3 separate regions of the Mus musculus genome follow, and regions 1 and 2 are each linked to region 3. A link is a contact called in ENCODE Hi-C or POLR2A ChIA-PET data. All regions are on one chromosome and are shown on one strand. The core of a region is the stretch at or near the end of the contact, and the rest is flanking DNA. Distances in the headings are between cores, read along the strand shown.

The links. Hi-C counts contacts between places; a loop is a spot of excess contacts on that map. ChIA-PET counts read pairs that join two places held with the same protein, here RNA polymerase II (POLR2A).
Region 1: a loop to region 3 is called in a map of left cerebral cortex, with 2.3 times the contacts of the local background. The contact joins the enhancer-like site here to the promoter of Sec11a in region 3. A Hi-C loop is called at or near these places in 3 of 37 maps with a recorded cell type or tissue (gastrocnemius, left cerebral cortex and v-Abl transformed pro-B cells). POLR2A ChIA-PET finds 5 or more read pairs at or near these places in 4 of 5 experiments (Patski and embryonic stem cell).
Region 2: a map of heart shows a loop between it and region 3 (3-fold over the local background). The contact joins the promoter of Zfp592 here to the promoter of Sec11a in region 3. A Hi-C loop is called at or near these places in 12 of 37 maps with a recorded cell type or tissue (T-helper 2 cell, adrenal gland, gastrocnemius and 3 more). POLR2A ChIA-PET finds 5 or more read pairs at or near these places in 4 of 5 experiments (Patski and embryonic stem cell).

The regions. Positions count from the first base shown.
Region 1 is chr7:80,887,458-80,892,150 of GRCm38, forward strand. It overlaps Wdr73 (WD repeat domain 73), which reads right to left. Exons shown (of 8, transcript NM_028026.2): 8 at 3,266-4,452. The coding sequence ends at 4,220. Among named protein-coding and RNA genes, the nearest start is that of Gm32112, 3.6 kb to the right of the region's middle. Within about 2 kb of position 2,379, at least 1 of the 3 ENCODE cell types and tissues checked has a DNase peak (open chromatin) inside an H3K27ac peak, as active enhancers do.
Region 2 is chr7:80,991,115-80,995,671 of GRCm38, forward strand. Zfp592 (zinc finger protein 592) reads left to right here and starts at 2,570. Exons shown (of 10, transcript NM_178707.4): 1 at 2,570-2,648.
Region 3 is chr7:80,944,494-80,948,900 of GRCm38, forward strand. It overlaps Sec11a (SEC11 homolog A, signal peptidase complex subunit), which reads right to left and starts at 3,057. Exons shown (of 6, transcript NM_019951.1): 1 at 2,909-3,057. The coding sequence starts at 2,959.

The DNA.
Region 1 (4,693 bases), core at 1,129-3,628, 58 kb before region 3:
CTGACCTCCTTATGTGCCCTATGACAAGGCAATTCACATGTGACTGCACGTGCGCGCGCGCACACACACACACACACACACACACACACACACACACACACACTTTCTAAAGAGCTGGGGAGATGGCTCAGAGGGAGGAGAGCTTCTGGCAAACATGTGGCCCTGAGTTTGCCCCCCAGGCACAGTGTGTGCATCTGTAATCCTTGCACCTTTGGCTTGGTGGGAGCAGATGGGAGAATCCCAGAAGCTCAAGGGCCAGGCGGCCTGAGTATACAGCAGTGAACCAGAAGAGAGCCTGCCTCAAACACAGTGGAAGACGGGGACCAGTACCCAAGGTGCCCTGTGCCCTCTGATCTCCACAGGCATGCTTCAGCCTGTGCACATATAAAACACACACACACATCATATAAATAAATGATAAATAATTGGGTTACAAAATGTCTTCATGCTACTTTGTATTTTGAGACAGGAACTTTACTCTGTAGCCCTGACTGGCCCAGCACTCAGTGTGTAGACCACACAGAGGTGTCCACCTGCTGGGATGGAGGGCTAGGCCACCAGGCCTGGCCTCTGAGAGCACTTTAGAAAGCTTCACACCTAACCTGCACACTCCTGGGACATGGTGCTCTACACATTGCTTAGCAGGGGCCGACAGCAGCACTGTCTATAGAGCATCTGGCTTCCTCGGAGACCTGGCTCTATTCAGTTTTCTCTTTCCAGTCCAGTACTTTCAATGGATGGCTATTTGCAGCCTTCGAGACTTCAGAACACCTGTCATTGGAGATCATTTTTTAAAAAAGATTTATTTATTTATTGTATGTATATAAGTACACTGTAGCTGTCTTCAGACACTCCAGAAGAGGGCGCCAGATCTCATTACGGATGGTTGTGAGCCACTATGTGGTTGCTGGGATTTGAACTCAGGACCTTCGGAAGAGCAGTCAGTGCTCTTAACCGCTGAGCCATCTCTCCAGCCCCGGAGATCATTTTTAAAAGGAATATTCCAGAAATTAAGTTAGAATTTTTGTTTCTTCCAAGGGCAGAAAACAAAAGTGGCATAGATTTATTTTAGAATGCCTTTTAAAGATTTTTAAAAAATTATTTATGTGTATGTGTGCACACAGGTGCCTGCAGAGGGCAGAAGAGGGCGGTGGATCCCTCTGGAGTGAGGTACAGACAGGTGTGGGTGCCGGGTCCTCTCCAAGAGCACCAGGAGCTCTTAGCCTCTGAGTCACCTTTCCAGCTCCAAGCCTAAGATTCCTCATCTATTAGACAATCATTCCCATCCCCCCTCTTGTAGCCCTGACCTCAGTGTCCTTGCTGAGTCCCTGGGACTTTGCCTGCTGTAGGTACAGTCCGGTCCAGGCAGGCACCCGCACAATCTGTCCTCTGGGTTGGTTCGTTTCCTGCCATCCATTTTGTCCAAGGACAGCCATGTGTCTGACCAGCTGTGTTCGGCTCTGTGTGTTAAGTGCATCTGTGTCTGCGTGCTCACTCTTCCTGCTGCCTAGCACAATCTAGGACCACCCTCCATGCCCCTGCATGCCTCACTGACAGACCCCAAGCCCGCTTTCTCAGTTGTATTCCCATTTACTCCTAGGGTAGGGGCTCTGTCCTTAACAATGATGTCCCTTCTGCCCGAACACAGGATACAACTCAACTGTCACCTTCCCTGTGCGAGCCTACTCTCTCCAGGCCCGTGTGTGACTGGGCCCATGCTGCAGGCCATGCGCCCCTTCTCTAATGGAGGCCCTATGGATACAGTTCAGCATCTCGTTATAACACCTAGGCTGGTGCGGCATGGCATTCAGGAATGGCTAAGTGAGACAGATGGAGCCTACAGCATCACTGTTTCCACAGCTGCCTCCAAACCCAGCCCCTCTCCCTCTCTCTGGGACAGAGCCTAACAGTCTCCCTCCCACCAGCCGCTGTAAGCATGCCTAGCCCCGCCCCTTTCCCTAGCCTGGGGGTGGGAGGGAGGAGTGAGGGAGGGAACAATGCACTGAATTCTAGCTTGTTTTTGCCTGTGCTCTCCTGACTCCCAGCACACAGACCTGGCTAGGCTAGGTCACAAGATGTAGAACTAAAAAAGAAAACGAAACAGAGCCAGCTACAGACAGTGTCCTAACTCCACTGTCCAGGGACTTGAAGGGAAGGCTCTCACAGTCTTTAAGGCCCACATAGTCCTGGTGTTCTCCTTCAGCTAATGCTTTCCCCACCACCACCATCGGTGGCTTTTCCTCACATAGCTCATCTGAAGGGAAGTCTGTGTCGCCTCTGTGAATCTCTGAGCCCATCCCGATCTCCTGTCACTCTACTTTCTGTAGCAGTTGGCCCTCTTTTCTCTGGGCCTAGGAACTGGGCTCTGGTCAGACAAGACACCTGCAGTTCTTACCTGGAGGCCTCTGGCCCCGACTTCCTGCAGCTGTGAACCTACCTTAGCAAGCTTCCCTTCCTTCACTTCCTCTGCAGCCCCAAACTGCAGCTCAGTCACCCCGTGGGTGTGCGGGTGTGCGTCTGCACTTCCTGGTCGGGCCCTGGCTGATACAGTTCAGCAAAGCACCTTCTACATTCACAACCGACTTCTAAATTACTCAGCTTTCCCAGTGAAATACTAGCGTGCAGCTGGGCTGCTGTAACCCGGATATCTGCTTTGTAATATCTGCCAGCTTCTGAGATGTAAATCCTCCCACCAAGGCCAACTTCAAGCTATCAGTGTGTCACCACTGAACAGAGTAGAGGGAGCCGCGGGGTGAGCTTCGGGGCGGGGGGGCGAGGATGACAGAGGATGCTTCCCAAACTCTGAACGTGATCCTGTTGTGAAGCACCCGGGAGGCAGAAGCAGGCGGATTTCTGAGTTCGAGGCCAGCCTGGTCTACAGAGTGAGTTCCAGGACAGCCAGGGCTACACAGAGAAACCCTGTCTTGAAAAACCAAAAAGGAAAAAAAAAAAAAAAAAAGTGAACAATGGGGGCTGGAGAGATGTCTCAGAGGTTAAGAACACCGACTGCTCTTCCAGAGGTCGTGAGTTCAAATCCTAGCAACCACATGGTGGCTCACAACCATCCGTAATGAGATCTGACTCCCTCTTCTGGTGTGTCTGAAGACAGCTACAGTGTACTTAACTTATAATAATAATAAATCTTTGGGCCAGAGTGAGCGGGGCTGACTGGAGCGAACAGAGGTCCTAAATTCAATTCCCAGCAACCACACGATGGCACACAACCATCTGTACAGCTACAGTGTACTCATACACACAAAATAAATACATCTTAAAAAAATTTATTATAAAAAAAGCTGTTAGACTTTTCTTATCCCCCCATTATTTTTAAGTGCTGTGGACAGAAGTGTGTACCCCTTGCAAATTCATACACTGAAGTCCCTACCCCGAGAGACTAGATTTGGAGAGGGGTCTAGGAACTAAGGCTAAACAAGGTCATAAGGAAGGGACCCTTATCCACCAGAGTGGAAGACAGAGCTTACTCCAGTCAGCATGCAGAGGTCACGTGTGCACGAGGAAAGCAAGGTGCATCCTTTAGCAAAGCAGAGGCCTCGGGATGACTCCACCTTCCCAGCACTTCTTGGTGCCTATACTCATGAGTGTGCACACCCAAGCACGTGCACCCTCGTGCAAGTAATGAACACGAACACACACACACACACACACACACACACACACACACACACACACACACACAAAATAGGAAGAAGTAAAAGAAAGCAGTTGGGGCATAACTCAGAACAGTAGGCTCAGTCCAGTCCAGTCTTGTGTACAAAAACTAAGTAAATTGCTAATTGCTTCTTACTTGTATTCTTTTTGATGTTTATTGGCCCTGAGACATCGATTCCTTCTGTGAGAAAGTTCACACCCACATTCACACTCCAGCTCTCCTGATTCTCACCATGATGCTGTGAAGACAGGAACACAGCCTGCTGCTATACACCTGGAGACGCAGGGCTCCTAGAGGCAATGGTCGCTTCCAGCCATGTTATGCCGTGCGCCCTACCAACTGTTCTCAGGTAATTTTCTTGTGATGCTCCCCACAGCACTAGGTGGTACCTACTACACCTTCATTTTACAGGTAAGAAAAAGGGACAAGAAGGGCAGGCTAGCTTGCCTGAAGCCAACGGCTGTGGTAGAGCTGTGTTCACTCACAGTCCATGTCAGCCTCTCAAACAACTCCTCTTCTCAGAGGCCCATGAGGGCAGCTGCTGTGTCATCAGGAGGCCTGGAGGTCCACCCAGTCCCACACATGCAGAGAAGAATCACTTGCTGCTGATAACAAAGTTCTGGGTTTGCGAGGGTGCCAGGTATGGGTGGTGACCAGAGGAGCAGAGTCTACGTCATTTCCATCCAGGAAGATGTGGCCTTTGTGAGTGAAGAGAGGCTCCGCTTGGGTTTTCTTTCCATCCCATGATGTGACATCATAGATTTGTACTGTCCCATCAAAGCCTGGAGAAGAACGTGCAAAGAGAGGTGTGACCCTACTCTTCCTTGGAGGACTTCCTCTATCACAAGACACTCAGAGGCCAGCCACCGAGAAGGCTGCGGCTGCAGCGGTGTGGGGATGTGTCCGCATCGTATGGGGTAGTTGTACAGGCCTGAGGTGCTTGTGTGGAATCAGTGAGGTAACCTTAGGTACCATTGTCCAGGCACAGTGTACCCTGTCTTCTGTTAGAGTCTTTTCATTGGC
Region 2 (4,557 bases), core at 1,320-3,819, 46 kb after region 3:
GGAACTCACTCTGTAGACCAACTCAGAAATCCACCTGCCTCTTGGGTGCTGGAATTAAAGGCATGGGCCACCGTTGCCTGGGTAAGATTAATTACACGTGTGTATATACATGCACACAAACACCAGTGCCCATAAAGGTCAGAAGCAGGCTGCTTGATGTGAGTGCTGGGAATCAAACTCAGGTCCTCTGCAAGAGCAGCCTACACTCTTAACCACTGAGCCAGCTCTCCAGCCCCTCACCATGGTTTAATGGCTACAAATAAACTAATTTAACACGTTTTAATTTGGGGCATTTTGTTCACAGGTGTAGCACATTATTTGGGCGGAGGAGGGATAAACGGAGTGATAACCAGGGAATGGAGACAAATTTTCTGAAAAGGAAAGGGCTTTTTGTTGTTTTGTTTCTTTCAACAAGAGGTTTAGGGATAGTGCTGGTACAATGGCTTAGTGCACAAGGACTCTTGCTGCCAAGCCTTATGACCCAAGTTCAATCTCTGGGACTCACATGGCAGAAGCAGAACACTGACTCCTGAGTCTGACCGCCACTCACACACAGGAATGCACACAAAACAAACAAGTTGGGACTACAGACATTTAGGGGGGGAAAGTACCTCAGAAACTTCTACAGATATCAGATTTGCTGAGTATGCCATTTTCTCTATTAAGTGGTACAGGTTTTGTTCTTGTGTTTTGGGGAGGCGGCGGTGGGACAAGGTCTCCTGTAGCTCAAGCTGGTCTCAAGGTGGATATATACATAAAACCAAGATGAGCGTTAAAATCCTGATTATCCCACCTTCAGGAGTAGAATGCCGAGATTACAGGGATTCATGCCACCATAGTATGGGGTTTTGAACCAACTGTAGCCAGAGATTAAAGACAGAGAATTTAGCTGTTTATGGATACCATCTAGGATTATCCTGGTAGCTCATCTGTGGAAAATTGCATGCCTCCCTAACTTACAATAAATAAAAAGTCCTGCCAGGCATAGTGGTGCATACCTTCTATCCCAGCGCCACAAAGCAGAGGTAGTGGGTCTCTGGAGTTGGAAGGTAATTTGGTCTACAGAGCAAGTCCTAGGACAGCCAGAGCTACACATAGAGAAAACCTGCCTCAAATAAACAAGATCCTTTCTTTCTTGGCTTTTAAGGCGGTCTTTCAATGTGTAACCCCAGCTGCTCTTGAACTCAAAATCATCTTGCCTCATTCTCCCAAGAGCTGGGATTACACACATGCACTACCGCACGGGACAAATATTTCTATCTTTATTCATCTTTCGAATCTTGTTGGACAACACGCCTTTTCCTTGGACTTCCTCTTCCCCATTTCCCATCTTTCTGGGATATAAACTATAAATGACTCTGTCTTTGGCTCCTTGAGCTCTCGCTCTCTCTCAAACTGGAACAAATGAAACAAACCTTTCTTTTTACTCCTTCTTAAGATGGAGGCTAGTTTTCCCTTCCTCTCCCTGCCAAACTTCTGGAAAGAATAATTTCTCGTAACTGCCTTCACTCCTTCATCACTACCGCACTCCTCATGCAGGTGTTGGGTTCTGTCGGGTCCTGGCACACAGCAGACTCAGCTGAATGTCAGCTCTGGCCCTTTTGCCAAGTGTGGGCTTTTTCCTGGTTTCTTCGGGAGGAATTTGCTCATGCTTAGCAATCCTGCCTGGCACCAGAACTGGCCTGCCAGTTCCCACCGTCCGACCCTGCTGCCTTACTATCGCGTCCCCAAGGGACTCCAGGTTCTTGGAAAGTCCTGCGGGTCAACTTGGTAATTTTTTTGTCGGCCGCCTCTCCGAGTTCTTGCCCTGGAGTCACAGCCTCCCTGGTGAGCCTGCGAATTGCCAGTCCACCCTGAGAGGTTATCAGCTCCCTCCACCCCAACCCCTCCACCTCCATTCCACTCTCCGAGCGTCCCTTGGCTCCCCCAGAGGTAACACGTCTGAGCGCCCCGCGCCCGCAAGCATGTCCTTCCATCCTGCGACGAGTAGCCATTTAAGGCGCACCTGAGTGCCCAGGCCCACTGCCCTCCTGCTTCCTTTCACTTAGCAGTGCTGCCTAGGCCCGACTCGCCCAGCTCTCCGCGAAGACGACTTCTTCCGAGCTCTTGAGGCGCTCGGCGTCCGGTCGGCCCATAGCCGCGAAGGTACAACGCGTCCCTCCGGCAGGCGGCCTGGGCCGCACCGAGGCCTCAGAGGCGCGTCCGAGCTTCCCGGGCCCAGGTGGCCGGGAGAGGCCGCGCCAAGGGCGGCGGGAGCCAGCCCAGGTCGGAGTCCCGGTCCTGCCTGCGCCGTCCTCGCCCCGCCCCTCCCCGGAGTCAGCGTAGCCAGGGTCGCACCAGCCTGAGGCGGGAGGGAGGCGGAAGGCGCGGGGCCGGGCCAGGCCAGGCCGGGCCGGGCCGGGCCGGGGCAGCTCTATAGCCGCACCGCCCTGGCCGGTGCCCAGGCCCGAGTCGCCTTCCGCCCGCCCTTCCCACCCGCGGCCTCAGCCAGGTCCCGCCGCCAGCCCGGCTCCCGCCCCCGCTCCGCCCCCGGAGCCGCAGCCCCGCCCGCCACCGCCGTCGCCATGTTGTGGCTCCCGCAGCCGGCGCTGGGGACGCGCGCGGCCGAGCCCGGGGCCTGTCGCTGCCGCCGCCGCCGCCGCCGCCAGGTAAGCGCCCCCCGCCGCCTGGACGGGGCGAGGCCACCATCCGGGCCGCTCCAGCTCGGGCAGGGGAGTCTGAGAGGAGCGGGCTCTGCCCGCGCCGCGGCCCGGCCCTGCAGCCTGGTGGACCCTGCCCGCCGCCCCAGGCGGCAGCCACTTCCCCCGATCGCCGCCAGGCGGGCCCTGGCCACCACCCTACCCCGCCCCCGGCCCGGACCCCTTCCGCCGCCGCCGCCCGCCGATCGGGGCGGCCCGGGCACTCCGCTGTCGTCCCGCGCGCGACAGGCGGCCGCCCGCCGAGCCCCCGGCCCAGGCAGGGATAACGGTGCACTTCACCAGGCTGGGACGCCCTGTCAGCTCCACGGTCCCCGCCGCGCGAGGACCTGGCGCCGTCACTGGGCAGACACTTAGAACATCGGCCCTCCTCGGCGCCCCTCAGTCTCCCCCTCAGCCTCGCCCAAGTTCTGACCCCGGGGGTTCCTTCTCCCGGGGCAGACAAGTCTTCCTCCTCCAGAGTTGGGGTGCTTAGGGGGGGGTGACCAGGCCTGTTGATCAGGCTTGAACTGATTTCTCTGCGGGGTCTCTTCCTGCCAACCGAGGGGCTAGTGGGGAAAGGCTCCGTGTGACCCGGGGAGGGGGAGGACAGGAGAGCGTCTGCTGGACAGATGGCCTCCTGGCCTTGAAGCAGCTTTTGTGAGGGGGAGGGGTCCGTATGACCTTAGGTATGCCTGCTCTTGAGAACCTAAGATTATTGGAGGTGGTCAGGTATTTTTTTTTTTTTTTAACTATTTTTACGAGCAGACCAGAGGTGACATTAAAAGTCCAGGGTTGAAACAACCTACAGGCCCACCCAGGGAGCATGCTTTGTAGCCAGGACAAGCCTAGATAGTTTCTGCTTTAGGAGAGTGGGATTCGGGTGGGTAAAATGGGTTTGGACCAGGGTTTGCCCGTGGCCTGTGCTCGTGTAGGAGCTAGAGTGTGATTGTGTCAGGTGTACACCGGCTGAGCACACAATGTGCTTGGCCTGATGGGTGCTGAGTGGGACTTCAGAAGTCTATTTGCTAAACTGACAGGTACATTACAGTGGGAAAGAGAAAGGAGCCTGGTGCTTTTTTTTTTTTTTTTTTTTTTTTGGACCATTTCTACAGCTCCACTGAAGATGGCTTTGGTTCATTACCCCTCCCCCCATCTCCACTTTTAACCAGGTTGGCCACCAAGCTCCGGTCTTAAACCTCCCCCGTAGTTGGGACTTCAGGCAACCATGCCTAACTGAAAACATTTTTTTTTCTGAGTATTTGTAGTATGCGCCATGACAGAACTAGGTTTTGGAGATACTGTGTCAACCAGAAAGATACCTCCACTTTAGTGTGGGAGATCTTGACCTAGAGACAAAGTCCAGAAATAAGAAAATATTTGTCAACAAATACATGTTTTCCATGTGGCGAGCAATGAAAACTAACTGTCCTTGTACAGCTTTCCTTCTAACATGTGGGAAGACAGTAAGGACAGGGTCTAGTAAACACGGAGTGTGTTACAAAGAACCAGATACTAACAGGGAAGAGGAAAAGAAAGAGAGTTGAATCTGAGGCAAAGGGAGGTGGCAGTTTTTTGTTTTATTCTTTGTATATACAGTTTAACTATGTCTTCCTGACTGGCCTATCTAGATCTTCCTGCCTCAGCCTCTTGAATGCTGGGATAACCATCACTCTTAGGCTCAGTGAGGATTTAGTTAATATTACAATGGCAGAGGCCCTAAGAAGGGCTCTATGTGTGAGCCAGCTCTCTCTCTCTCTCTCTCTCTCTCTCTCTCTCTCTGTGTGTGTGTGTGTGTGTGTGTGTGCTGCAGGTTGGTGGTTTGTTTTTGCAGTGGGGGAAATCAGTCCAGCCTTAGTAAGAGTCTTGCTAAGCACAGACT
Region 3 (4,407 bases), core at 1,807-4,306:
AAACAAACAAACAACAACAAAAACAAGCAGGGCTGGAGAGATGGCTCATCAGTGAAGAGCACTGACTGCTCTTCCAAAGTTCAAATCCCAGCAACTACATGGTGGATAACAACCATCCGTAATAAGATCTGATGCCCTCTTCTGAAGACAGCTACAGTGTACTTACATATAGTAAATAAATAAATCTTAAAAAAAAAGCAAAGCAAAGCCCCAGTTCAAAGGTGATCTTGGGGGGCGGGGAGCGTCTATGAAGAGACGGCTCAGAGAATGAAGGTGTAGGCCTGATTTCCAGGACCCACAGGAAAGGAAGTAGAGAGCCAAATCCCAGAAGTCATCCTTTAACCCTTTAATTCTGAACACAAACTCCAGCCCCCCAATCTCCACTTTCAAAGCGCGATTGGAGTTGTACCACCACGGGTTTCAGTTGTAGAATTTTTGTTTGGTGGTTTGATTGGTTGGTTGGTTGTTTTTTTTCTCCTTTAATTGCATGCCAGCTTTCAATTATGTTGCCCAGGTTGGCTCAGCCTTCCAAATGCTGGAATTATAGATGTGTACTATCGTGCTTGGTTCAAGAAAAGCTGTCTTTCAAAACGCCAGGGGCGAGCAACAGCATAGCTCAACTGGTGAAGGCGCTGTGCCAAGCCTGATGACCTGAGTTCAATCCCTGAGTCCCTGGCAGAAAGAGCTGATTCTGCCAAGTCAATCTCTAACTTCCACGCGTTCACCATGGCACACTCACACCCATACACACATATGCACACACAAAATAAATATACTCTAAAAGGGAGCTCAAGGACCAGCTACTCTGGGGTACTCAAAATGGCAGGAACAAGTGAGACCCTGCCTCAAGAAGGTGGTAGAAGAGAACCAACTACCACAAGTTGTCCATTGTCACATGCAGTCTGTAGCTCTGCATACCCATATTCACACACACTCAATAATAACAAAAAATAAGTAAAGGGCAGGAGACACAGCTTGGCAGTTGAGAGCACTTGCTCCTCTTGCAAAAGATCTAGCTTTGGTTTTCAGTGTCCACATGGCGGCTCACAACTGTGAGGCCAGCTCCACAGGGCCCAGTGCCGCCTTCTGGCCTCACCCGCAGCAGACACACACATGGTGAACATGCACACTTCTTAAAAGTAAAGAATTTTAAAAACAAGGGTTACAGGTATAATTTACTGGAAGAGCACATGCTTAGAAACTGAAAGACCAGGTTGGGGTTGGGGAGGTAGTTGGCTGCATATGCTTTTAAATTCTAGCACTCGGGAGGCAGAGACAGGCAGAGTGCCAGGCTGGCCTGGTCTACAGAATAAGTTCAAGAACAGGACGAGAAACCCTGTCTCAAAACAAACAAAGAACATGAAAGGCCCTGAGTATGATCACCAGCAATACACATACACAAAATTTCTGGGAATGGAATAAGAGAGGATGGTGTCACCAATATGCCTTCAATCCCAGTATTTGGGAGGCAGAGGCAGAGAGAGGCTGAGGCAGAGGCAGGTGGATCTCTGATTTCCAAACCAGCCTCATCTACATGTGAGGCCTTATCTAAAAAAAAAAAAAAAAAAAGGAGGAGAAGGAGGAGGAGGAGGAGGAGAAAGAAAGGAAGGAAGGAAGAAAAGGTCTTTCCAGATGGAGGATACATGTGCTCAGTGACAGATCACTTGCCTAGTGCTAGGAATGATTTTCAGCACATTTGAAAAACAATCAAACAAACTTAAAAAAGAAAATACGGTTATTTACCCTGACTCAAGATGCGAAGGCAGGAGTCCAGCTCAAAGCCAGCTTGGGCTACACGGTGAGTTCCAGGCAACAGGGCAGAGTCATACCAGCCAGTGATGCCATGTTGTGACATATATCTATAAATCTACCTCTCATGAGGCTGAGGCAGGAGGACTACATAGCAAGACTCTGTCTCGAAATAAAGTAATAAAAATAAGGTCTTTCAAAACTAGAAGCGCGGTTCTGGTAGCCTGTGATGAATGCAAGGCCCTGGTATTGATCCCCATCACCGAAATAGGAGTCCATACAGAAGACAGTTAAGTGACAGCTACTCCTTAAAGCTGTTCTGACTGGAATGTCTCACAATTTTGTATGTATGTCTAAGAAGAGACGGACCTACTTTTCTATGTAATAATTATAAACAGGGCAAAACAAAGTCCTGTTCCAAAATAAACCAAATCTTTAAATGAGACAATTCTTAATACCAAAATACGAGGGGGGTAGGGAGGCAGGGAAAAGGTCAATTGCTACCAGAACATTCGGTTCAGGAGACAAAAAGGTGACCGTGTTCTCAGTACCTTCTAACACATGAGCTAGAAGACAGCAAGACTGAAGGATAAAATCTGATTTAAGTTTCAAGATTTCTGTTCCACTGACATCTATCATCAAAGATTCAGTGGACTGTCACCTTTCTGCCAAGGAAACTGGCACACAAGTGGTATAACAGATTCAACTCCGAGCTTAGAGTGACCCTAGTTAAAATGGATGAAGCTCACTGAGGTCTAGCTGGGCTGAAAGGTGGCTACACAATGAAAGCAACACAACGGCTCCTGTGGGACCTGTAATGGCTTTCCCCAGAGCCCCACCAGAAACGGTTAAGTCTGCCGCTTTACAGTGTCCCAAACTCCCACTTACAAAGCGCCCTATAGTTTTCACTTACTCCCCTGCCTCCTCGGGGGGAAGGGATCGCAAAGGTTCTCTCCTTCCCTCTCGGTCCCCCGAATCTGGTGCTATGAATGGGGGCAAAGAGGTCTTGGCTACCTACAGTCTGCAAAGAAAGAAATGATCCATACAGGCAACCGACCCACGCAGGCCCTCAATCCCGCCCAGAGATCCGCGGGGCGCCCCGCAACGGCAAAGAGACCAGAGGAACCCTGGCAGAGAGAGAGAGGGCGGCCCGTCTCACCTGCCTCTTGTTCATCCGCCGCACATCGTCTAGAAAGTCTAGAGACAGCATGGTGAGATGGAGAGCGCGACAACTAGCAGCCAAGAGGGCGCGATAGAACCACCAAGAGGGACCGCTGCAACACGGGCCGGGCTCACCGTGGACAGAACCCCCTGATGCCTGCACTTCCGCTTCCGGGGCGGGAGCAGGCGAAGCTCCTCCCTTCTGAGCAGAGAATGGACAAAGAATGACTTGTGAGCCCCCTAGAACAGCCCAGGGCCTGGCCTTGTCAAAAAAGGACCGTAGCCTTCTCCGGCCGAGAACCGGCTGAAGGCTGCTTTCTGTGCTCAGCCCGCGCGGCGGCTCCCGAAGACAGTGACCCTAGGTTAGCTAAGCCCACAGCGTGCGGAAGGCGGGCCCTTGGACAGGCCTGGCCAATCGGAAGCCGAGTCTGCGCCAGCGCGAAGTCGGTGTCTTCCTGCGTGCTGCTGGGGCACGGGTGTGGCTCGGGACGTGGTGCCTTGCTGTTTGTTCTCAGGTGGAGCACGCTGCGGTTCGCTACCGGAAGCTGTGTGTGTCTTTTAAAGCATTGTATACACACACACACACACACACACACACACACACACACACACACACACACGCCAATTGATCACAAGATGCCTTAGTGTCATGAGGGCACTGGTGGTGCAGGTGGCCAGGAAGACCCGTCTCAGTTTTGACCTTTACCAACAGTGATTTGCTTTGTCTCCTGACACTTGGATGTGAGCCATTTATTTGACCCGCAAATTTTCACAGGGGCGGGGATTAGAAGTGACATCATTGCCATGGGGTTTCTTTTGGTGGGTGATAGATGTACAACTCCATGTATATACTAAAACCATTGAATTGTGCGCCTTAGTGGACTGTATGGTATGTGAATTATAGCACAATAAAGTAGGTGTGAGAATGGAAAGGAAACCGCTGATGTCTTGTTCACTGTTAAATTCCCAGTGGTGGCCGCACAGCTGGCATGTATAAGGCACAAAATCAGTACTTGAATTTAAAGAGAGGAAAGAGAGAAAGACTATCTTCAACTATTAGTAGAAACCTTACATTTACTGAGATGGGATAGGAAATGTTTAGAATTTCCAAGTTAGAAAGTTTTATAAAAGAAAATACATAGAAACCCCCATGGGGTGCCCCATAGGTATCCCAGCTTCCGTGACAGTACCAGATATGTGTATCAGAATGACTTCTTCATTAATAACTGTTGATGTGGTTCTCGATCTAAATTCTGGCTAGTAGAAACCTTCACATAAGCTTGTCAGTGTTAAATTCAACCTAAGTTCAAATTAAGTGGGAATGAGCTTTGACCCTGTATTTTGTGCCTTGAAGAGCCCCAAGAGCAGCTCAAAATCCTGTGGGTCCAAAAAAGGTGAATAAGCTATTTAGTTGGGAAGCTTTAAAAGCATCTCGTACAAGTGGGTGATGGGGGGAAGACAGGTAGATCTCTGCAAGTTCGAGGCCAGCCTGGTCTA